Regions from separate parts of the Homo sapiens genome. Here region 2 is linked to region 1. A link is an interaction called in ENCODE POLR2A ChIA-PET data of the cell type or tissue named here. Cell type or tissue: HepG2. All regions are shown on one strand.

Evidence for each region. Peaks named below come from ENCODE experiments on the same cell type or tissue, not always from the same donor. Only the 100,000 strongest peaks of a DNase experiment are listed, where the experiment ranks them.
Region 2: POLR2A ChIA-PET joins it to region 1 with 5 read pairs; 1 of 35 experiments calls an interaction of 5 or more read pairs at or near these places.

Annotation. Positions count from the first base shown.
Region 1 is chr2:158,187,632-158,192,631 of GRCh38, reverse strand. All of the region lies in intron 11 of CCDC148 (coiled-coil domain containing 148), which reads left to right. The region is part of intron 3 of CCDC148-AS1 (CCDC148 antisense RNA 1); the gene reads right to left. Among named protein-coding and RNA genes, the nearest start is that of CCDC148-AS1, 23 kb to the right of the region's middle. RefSeq lists an enhancer at 1,097-1,256 and a silencer at 4,429-4,629. In HepG2, no CTCF peak of the experiment used is centred here; DNase peaks (open chromatin) are centred at 851, 1,341 and 2,891; H3K4me3 peaks cover 1,415 bases.
Region 2 is chr2:158,249,542-158,254,541 of GRCh38, reverse strand. It overlaps CCDC148 (coiled-coil domain containing 148), which reads left to right. Exons shown (of 14, transcript NM_138803.4): 10 at 3,630-3,770. Among named protein-coding and RNA genes, the nearest start is that of CCDC148-AS1, 85 kb to the right of the region's middle. In HepG2, no CTCF peak of the experiment used is centred here; a DNase peak (open chromatin) is centred at 2,961.

The DNA.
Region 1 (5,000 bases):
CTCTCCTGCTGCTGCTTTTCTTTCTGTGTAGAATGTGAACAAAGAGACACAACCACCTCTTGGTGTCCTTTGTTAGCTGTGTCTAGATGGCCAACGCTTGGCCATTGTAAACTTTATTAAAATAAAATTTCATAAAAGTTAGCTATCTGTTTTTCCTACACCATGATTTGCTTAGTAAACCCTGCCCTACTTCTCATTCAGCCTGTCTACCCTTCCCCAGCTGCTTTCCAAGTTTTAGATTTAATTATAATCCAGACATCCGACTAAAGTTTACAAATCGTGAGTTGTTGGAAGCCTGTTTTATTCTCTGGCCCACGACCCTCCTCTAGCAATTTCTCTGTTTCCTTTGAGAGAGATATCCAAAGAGAGACCCATATGGACATCTCTAGCTTAATGTAGGAAGGGAAAAGACAGGGTTTCTTGAGGTTTATTTCTGTCCATACTTGAATAAAGCTGGCGAGAAGATATATACATGTTTCCTTTAAAAGAGGGGGCTATCAGTGATCTACATATTATTTGTAAGTTCATCTGAATCTCTGTCCAGTTTATTGCTTTATCTTTTCCAGTAAAGTTGGTTCCCTGTTAATTTAATTAATTTTACTATCTTTGACTTTATTGTCTGAGTGTTGATGAAAGCAACACATCTCTCTCTCTTTGCCTTTCTTGAACATAACCTTTGGCATCTCACCTGAAAAAACTACAGGGTAGGTAACAGAGTTCCCCAAGTAGGCACTGGAGATGGGCTCTCCTCCTGAAATCCAAACACCAGGGTTCACTTGGCAGAACTCTAGGGTGAACTGCTTTGTAGAGTTGTCTGTCTCCAAAGAAAAAAAAGGAACAGTGATTCCGGAGCTCAATTCCAAAAGCTGAATTCTGAGACAAAACGGAAACTGCTAAGGTAGGTGTGACTTGGCAGAGTCACCAAAGAAGCTAGTTGAAACTCTATAGCCAGAGGAAATCAGCATTTGAGAAAGCCAAAGGAAAAAAGCACTAGAAAAAGTCACACCCAATACATAAATATATTTTATCATTTGTTTTTTTAAAGCATGTTTAAAATGCCTAGCCAAAACTTTAGCTAATGAAAATATTTTACTTGGGGGGATTAGAAGGGTTACTTAAAAAGTAGAAGAAAAAACCCCGAAGGCGTTTGTGAAAATAACTGTTCTGCTCCACTGACTTTCTTTTTTAACCTCAAATGTTAAAGAGGCTGTTTGTGAAGCCTCTTCGCTGATCATTTCCTAGGCTGAAAGAAAATCAAGGTTTACTTCTTTGCTGTGGGCGGCTGAATCACTACAAAAACCTTTGGTCCTTTTGATGTTTGCTTTCTACAGAAGTTCTGAGAGATCTGGGAAGGAAGAAAGAGAATGTAATGGGGATTTTTCAAACAGCATTAGAGAAGCCATGTTTTATTAATCTTATTTACTTAAATCATTTGTTTGAGGGAGAAGACTGTGGTTTCTTTTGTGGTCTCAGTGCCCTCTCGGTTCAGCAGTGCTGCTAAAGAAGGGAACCCAGTTCCATCATCATAATCATACAGATGTCTATCTCCAGAAAAACGAGGACCAATTAAAATCAGTTCTCACAATAAGTAGCCGAAGTTAAAAATAGATAGAACTAGACCGAAATATTATGACTTGATAACACGGTGGTATATTTTATTAGCATGTCTTTTTAAAGCTCAATACTAAAGCAATGCCTCTTTTAGTATTTGTGATTCTGAAAACACATTTATGAAAACCTTGGGCATCAGGAATTATGTGTCTTATGAGAATTTTTCAGCTGAAAAAAACCTCTCCAATAAAACTAATCACCCATGCTTATCATTTTCTTACTTTTAAAAGCATTATTTTGCTTTACAAACAAAATTAGCATAAGAATTTAAAGAAAGGTTCCAATGTTATGAGGTAAACCCTCAACAAAAGTTCCCTTCTTACACAACTGTTAAAATGATTATATGGCCTCATGAAGATTTTTTAAATGCAATACATATTAATTGTGGAGTTAAACTATATCTACCATAAACCATTTGTGAGTTCAAGAGTCACTGTGCAAATTACCCAATTAGTATCAAATGGCAGATGTCTTTTGTTAGTGAGTTCATATGATGGCAAGTGACAGGTGCCTCTAAGTATTCAAAATCCAGATGTAAGCTCTGCCTTTGTCTACTTGATAGGTGTTTCTAATTGCTCTGGGTTTTTGGTTTGTTTTGCAGAAATATGATTGTTATACATTTACATATATGGCACTTTGTATAAATGTGCTGAATAAATGAATGTATTAGAGGCAATTGGGCAAATAAATGCTGATCTGCCTGGGTGGCCTTTTAAATTTCAGTTCATGATAAATAATTTCTGAAAGCCAACATTATTTCTGCCTGTGCTGTCCCTCCAAAATCATGATCCTAGCAAGTCTGTATCATGGTCGTGGATGTCATGCCTCAGTTTGGCTTTTAGCATTCATGGCTCCTTATTCTCAAAAGGAACTGACACTAGATTTGTTCTCCAGTAATTCAATTTCTCTTCCAGCTTCTCAAATGATTAAATATCTTACAAAGACATACTCACTGACTAATTAGACAGGCTTAAAGGAATAATGTATATTTAATTTATTCTTACATTTTTATTTTGCCAACTCCTGTGTCCTGTTATTTACCTACAGCTTAGGATATTCAATAGAATGCTTTCCATCACTTTTTAATTTCACTCATCATTTATTCTATGTTTCTTTCATTTATTGGTGCATATCTTCTGTGTTTTAGGCACTCTGCTAGTTCTTGGGGATACACAGGAGATTAAGTCATAGCCACTAGACTCAGGAAGTATACAGTCTAGTAGACAAGACATGAAAACAGAAACTATAATACAAAGCAGGAAGTGTCTATGTGTCTATGCCATTCAGTTTGTTTACTTGACCATTCTTGCTTGCTTATGGAAAGGTAAATATTATTTCCCAAACTGGGTCTATTGAGAAAGGTTTCTGTTATCAGATAACTGAGCAATAAGCACACTAAGTCCTCCTTTTAGAGATTCATAATGCACTCCACCATATTATCATAAATATTCTGAAAGCTCCTGCCATAAATAAATTTATTTTACTTTGTTTATCTTAGTATTTCCCAAACTTACTTGAACACATTTTTATAGTATACGTGTTAACTTCCTGTGGGAAATTAACATTCCATGGACCATCAGTTTGGGAAAAGAACTGATTACCCTTTGGAACAGCTAGATACATGTCCTCTTGTTATAGAGGACAAAAAGACACAGATTTCCTTACACATAGAAGATGTGTCTGCTAGTCAGGAATCTTCAGAAGCAACTGACAAAACCTAACTCAAACTAGCTTAGGCAGAAAAGGGAATGAATTGATTTACAAGAATGGGAATCCAGGGCATGAGTCTTGCCTCAGTGACTCAAATGGTATCTTCAGATTCCTCTCACTCTCTTTCTGACTCTTTACTCAGTACCTGTGTACTGAGTACACATTCCTACCAACAATGTATAAGTGTTCCCTTTCTCTTCAACCTTGTCAACATCTGTTATTTTTGTTTTTTACTTTTTAATTATAGCCATTCTGACCTGTGTGAGATGGTATCTCATTGTGGTTTTGTTTTGCATCTCTCTGGTGATTAATGATTGCATCTCTCTGGTGATTAATTGTTGGCCACTTACATGTCTTCTTTTGAGAAGTGTCTGTTGATGTCCTTTGCCTACTTCTTAATGGGTTTATTTGTTTCTTTTTCTTGTTGACTTAAGTTCCTTATAGATTCTGGATATTAGTCCCTTGTCAGATGCTTGGTTTGCAAATATTTTCTCCCATTCTGTATGTTGTCTGTTCAATCTGTTGAGAGTTTCTTTTGCTGCACAGAAGCTCTTTAGTTTAATTAGGTCCTACTTGTCAATTTTTATTTTTGTTGCATTTTTAGAAGACTTAGTCATAAATGCTTTGCCTAGGCCAATGTATAGAAAAGTATTTCCTAGATTTTCTTCTATGAGTTTTATAGTTTGATTTCTTATTCTTAAGCTTTTAATCCATCTTGAGTTAATTTTTATATATGGTGAGAGGTAGGGGTCCAGTTTTGTTCTTCTGCATATGGTTAGCCAGTTTCCCCAGTACTGATTTAATGATTAAAATCTAGGTGTGTCCATAATAGGCAGTTGGCTCTGGTATCTAATTACTGCTGGAAAGAAGACACATATTTAAAAAAAATATTCTAATATCAAAGTCATTATTTTTAGATTATATAAAGTGGTTTATAGCTAATAATCCCAAATGTGAAGTCACCTCAATCAGTTACTTAAGCATATACATGATTTTCTTGGCCCCAGGAAGTTCTATTGCTCAAAGTTTCATATTTTATGAGTGCTTTCCTTAGGTTTTTAAGTAGCTGAAATGACCAACTCCTCTATAAATATTGCAGGCTAAAATTGTTGCAGCCATCTTATAAGACATTAAACATTGGGAGCTTGATTGTCTGCTTTTGGATTGGAGTGGACCCCAAATAATTGAGCAGACATGATCTTAGCTCTGTCCATGGTACCCAGGGTACCATAGTGGCTCATCTCTAACAGCATGTAAGGAGGCCGTCTGGCTTTCTATTTAGATATGTCATCAGGTTGGTTCCTAACTTTGCACAAGAAGATGTCAAACTTATACCCAACTCAGATGCCCTTAAAGCAGCAGTTCTTTATTTAACCAGCAATGTAATATAGTTACACTTGAGAGATTTGTTTGAGGGTAATCCTGAACTTACATAAAGAACAAATAAAAGCTCAAAGGATCTGGGACTTTGAGGGAGGTGGAGGCTGCAGATATTTGTGCACTGATTGTAGTTGAAGTCAGATTTCTCAGAAGTAGTTTTTAAATTGAGAAAAGAAGAGGATTCATGTTGGAACTTTGGGTAGACAGACGAGGAGAAGCTGGTAAAAGGAATGAAGAGAAAGCAGTGCAAGAGATAGGAAGCACATTCCAAGAAGAAGGTATCATCAGTACCAGGCATT
Region 2 (5,000 bases), 62 kb before region 1:
GTTTTTCAATACATTTTTTAGTATGGAAAAATTTTAAAACCTATGAAAGTCTATCATCACCTAACTTCAACAGTTATCCATTCGTTAGTCAAATTTGTTTTATCTGTATTCTTACTTACTCCCTCCTGCCCCTTGAAATAATAGTAAGAATCACAAGCACCATATAATCTGTTAGTATTAAGTATCTAGCTTTAAAATTAAAGTGTATATCTCTAACGTTATAGAACATAACCATACTATTATCATACCTAAAAACTTTAACAATATTTCCTTAATAGCATCAACTAACCAATAGCATCAACTTAATAGCATCAACTAACTAATCAGTATTGAAATAGCTCTAATTATCTCATAATTTCTTTTCACATTGGTTTATTTACATCAGAATCCAAATATAAACCACATATTGCATTTGGTTAATATGTTCCATAAATGTCTATCAATTTATCCCTCATTTTTATTCTTGTAATTTGTTAAAGTTCTTTGAGTGTTCACAAATTTTAGTTTTGTGGATTGTGTTCCCATATACTGTTGCATAATGTGTTTCTCTGTTGGCTGAATTTCCTGTAACCTGATAGGTAGGTCTAGAGCTTTGATCAGATTCAATTTTATTTTTTGGCAAGAATAATTCATGGGAATGCTGTATGCTTCCATCAGAAGGAGCAATGTCTGCTTGTTCCTCTGTGATGTTAAGATTATTCCATATGTTTGTTTCCAGCTTGATCCATTCATTATAAAGTTTCCCATTAATTGTTAATATGAAATTTTTAGTGGTCATTGATGATCATTAACTAGGATCCATTATTTCAGCAATTGTTGCAAAGTGGTGTATTCTAATACTATCATTTTTTCTTATTTATCAGGCTTCATTTAAAATATTCATTTTGAAGGATTAAATAAAAGTTACTTGTTGAGCACCTGTGATGTACCAGTACTCTGCTAGGCAGTATAAGGGGAAGGCAAATGCATGGACTGTGCTCTAAGTGGAAACCAACATTTTATTCAACATACTCAGAGAGCAGTTATGGTATGGTCAGTGAAATAAGACAAGAGAGATAAAAATGGGCAGTAGAATGTTTCAAGGAAGATGTAGGCCATGAATATTTTATGAAGAAGGGGAAATCTGAGAGCATTTCAAGCAGGGGGTACTTTGAGTCACTCCATGAGCTAAGAATAGGAATGGCCATATAAGGGAAGGCAGAGGAGGAACGCTACTTAGAGATTATGTGTTAGCTACATCAAAGGGGGGCATTTGTTGGTAGTGAGAAAACTAAATTATTTAGATTCTATATTGATCAGTTGACATCATCCTTTTGAACTTTCTGATCTTGTTCTAAATACTTCTGGCAGAAAGACTTTGGATGGACTAGGGAACTACGACCAAGCTCAATGGTTTGGAAATTAGTTTGTCATAAATAAAAATTCATCCGCGCTTAAGAAATGTATGAGCTTCCAAGTCAGATGTAAAATGTAAAGAGACAGTCATGTTGATGTGTATACATAGTAATAAAAAAAATCCAAACTACCTGGTGACTTGTGGTTCCACAGACCAAACCAGGATATTTGGAAAGGAGAAGCAGGTGCACAGGGTTTGATGTGAAGCTATGGCAAAGTTAAAGATGTTGAATTTAATTTTGGAAATGTTGGATTTTAAGTGTACATACAAAAAGCTAAGTCTTAAAGAGTTTAACATAGGATTGAATTGCAGACAAAAAGATAGAGCGGATGGTATAAATTTTGTGGTCAGAAACATAGAATGAACTCCTAGAAGGGGATAAGCACATCAAATAATGAACATAGATAGAGAGGTTGGAGGTTAATGAGAGGATAATGTAGGGTTTGGATTATAGGGTAGACACAGGAAACAGGAAGAAGAGAGCAGTATCTGTTGGTAGAGAAACAGGGGAGAGAAATGTCATGACCTGGGCAGGAAAGTTTTAAGCATAAAGCAATGGTCAACAGTGTCAACTATCACCATGAGGTCAAGGAATGGAGAACAGAAAACTATCTTTTGGGTATTTAGGGGTAGATCACTGGTAATACGTGATGGGATGACAGGACACTGATTTTAATTGTAGCAAGTGAAAGATGGAAGATAAATTACAGAAAGGAAAGGTTTGAAAGCAGGTCAGGACAGAAGGCAGGGATGATCTATTCTAGGAATGGGGTTCCCAAGAAAAAGGTCAATATGATGGACAGGATAAGCAGTAGGTGGGCTAAACTGAACTGTATTTAAAAAACGGGAGTAGAAATTTCCTGGGTTATTTTGATAAACAAGGCAAATATTACTTTAGAAAATGAAATTTTTGCAAAAATGAACTTTAGAGTCACTTTAATTAATTGTATTTGTTTGACATTTTATTTATTTAATTTTCATCATATATATTACCATTAATAAATGATGCTTATATGAAATGTGTAAGAAATGAAGTATTTAACTGGGAATGCTAATATAAAAAGAATTTTGCATACCTCTACATTTCCCTGCTGTCTGCTTCCTTAGCCAGATGTATACATGGATCAGATAAGTATTTGTTTTTATTTTATTAGTTTCATTGGTTTCCTGCTTACAAGGATAATAAATACTTATTGAAAAAATGTCACCCAGCACAGAAAGGTTTAAAGAATAATTTTTTTAAATCCCAGGAAGTGATTCTATTCAGAGATAACCAATATCATTATTTGGTAAGTCCCCTTCCAAATCTCTTTCTATGCATAGATACATAGTTGATATTTTACATTAATGAGATCATACTGCAAATGTGGCTTTGTATCTGCTTTTCTGCATCTAACAATATGTCGTGGATATTTTCTATTTCCATGAATATGGAGTTATGGCATCCTCTTTCAATGGCAGTCATTGTATAAAAGAACCATAATTGATTTAAGCCATCTCTTACTGCCAGACTTTAGACTTTTTCGATTTTTCTGTTTTAAACAGCACTGTAGTGCACATTCCTGTGGGTACATTTTTGTGCACTTGTCCAGTTAATTGTCTTCTCTTTAAATAATATTCTGGAAATAGGGTTGTGGATCAAGGCTATGCATTTTTTATATTGTGACGCATATTTACATATTACCTAATACCCAATAGAAAGGCTGTAGCAAGTATACTTCTGCCAATAACACATACCAGTACCCAGAAAGTTGTTTTAAGTGTCTTACAATTATTTTTCATCTTAATTCAGGCCTGTTTTCCATTCTTATAAAATAAGAAGGCTGAAATATTGCAGAGATTCTTAAACTTTTAAGCATTTTAGGATTATTTGAGAATTTTTGAAAGTTGTTTAACCTCCGGGAAAAAAAACATAGGCAAAACCAGAAATTTTTACTTACTATTTATGAGAATACACAGATTCTTTGGAGTTAAATCATAGACTCTTTAGGAACCCTATTCCATGAATCCAGGTGAAGAATTCCTTAATTACATGATTTTAAAGTTGCTTTTTCCTTTTAACCCTAACACACACGTTTCACAGATACATCACACAGTCATGTGCACATAGAATTTAAACATTTATTTGGAAAAAAAGTGACATCTGCTTGATATAGAGCCTAGTCTTATTATGACCTATGAAATAACTTCAGTGTGCATAGTTACTGGAATGAAGTTTTTCTCTTTATTTCAGGTTCGTCAATGGCGAGCCCACCAAGAAGAGGTAGCAAGACTGGAAATGGAAATTTCTGCCAGAAGAAGAGAAAAGGAAGAGGAGAAAGAGAAACTGTGGAAGAAGAAGGAATTGTTGCAAAGAGCAGAGAAGAAAAAAAAAGTAAAAAATCTATTGTCAATACGAATGTGTGAATGAATGCTTAATGGCCTGATTGAGCTTTTTGGTCTTGGTGTTTGGCATGAAATTCTCATAAGCAGTTCTGAGAACATTCATAAAGATCTAGTGGAATGTTTTATCTAATGAAAAGTTTATTTGAGCTTCAAAGATTTGTTGACATGGAGGAGAACCCACTTTGTTGATTTGTGTGAGCACAGGTACCTGTGATTAGAAGAGGTGCTGTAGGTTAAAAAAAAAAAAAAAGACAAGGTTGTGACAGTTGTTAAATCTTGTAATAAATAGGGACGTGGCAAAAAATGAGAGGGTACTGTGCTGGGATAGTGTCTTGGTTGATGGCAATGTGGTAAATAATTGCCAAAAACATCCTTGTTGGTAGAATATATTATACTAGAGACAGTGCAATTCATGGAAAGTCAAAATGCCCTTTAGAGTTTACTTCTTGGCTGTTTATTAGATGGTTTTGTTTTTCATTTACTAACACAAATTCATCATTCCTCTTTTGAGTAAACATTTGTTGCACAATCTTAAAACTATACACCAAAAGAAGTGATTGTTGATAATCCATGGAAGATAGAATACACTTAAGGGTTGTTTTGTTTTAAATATATATGTGAGATACTTATTTAGGCATTTATGTTTTTTCCCACCACAAAAATTATGAAATTTGCCATAAAAATATTTTTGTTAGACATTTAATCAGATATATGAACCATTTTTTAAATGGAGTGGCTAAGCTCTGTAGAAATAATTCACAAAAAGTCAATTAATTTGTGATCAGCAGAGTAAAAGGAAATGTCTTTAACCTATACACCTGTTTTGACTTGATCTATATGGTGTAAAAAAAATCTTTTCTTTGGAAAAGCTGCTTGCAGTGCCAAGAATGATTAATTAATTCATGGTCATTGGTGGACAAACTTTTCATTTTTGTGAACATGGTTGACGTTTTGCACTATGTGACCAACTAAGTCAAAGAAGCTCATGCCTAGAGGTTGTTCCAAGTTGAATATGTAGAGGTAAAGGAACTATGTATTTTAAAGCTATAAGCCAGTTTTTCCACATTTTATTGTACTTCAGTTGTCATTGTTATTGATTTGTTTTGTGACTTTAAATCAGCAAATTGGTGTAGAGGCAGCATTGTGGAAAACAACATACATAGAAGTTATATGATCATTTGACAAAGTCAGCTGCTAAGAAGATATACTTCACAGTGCT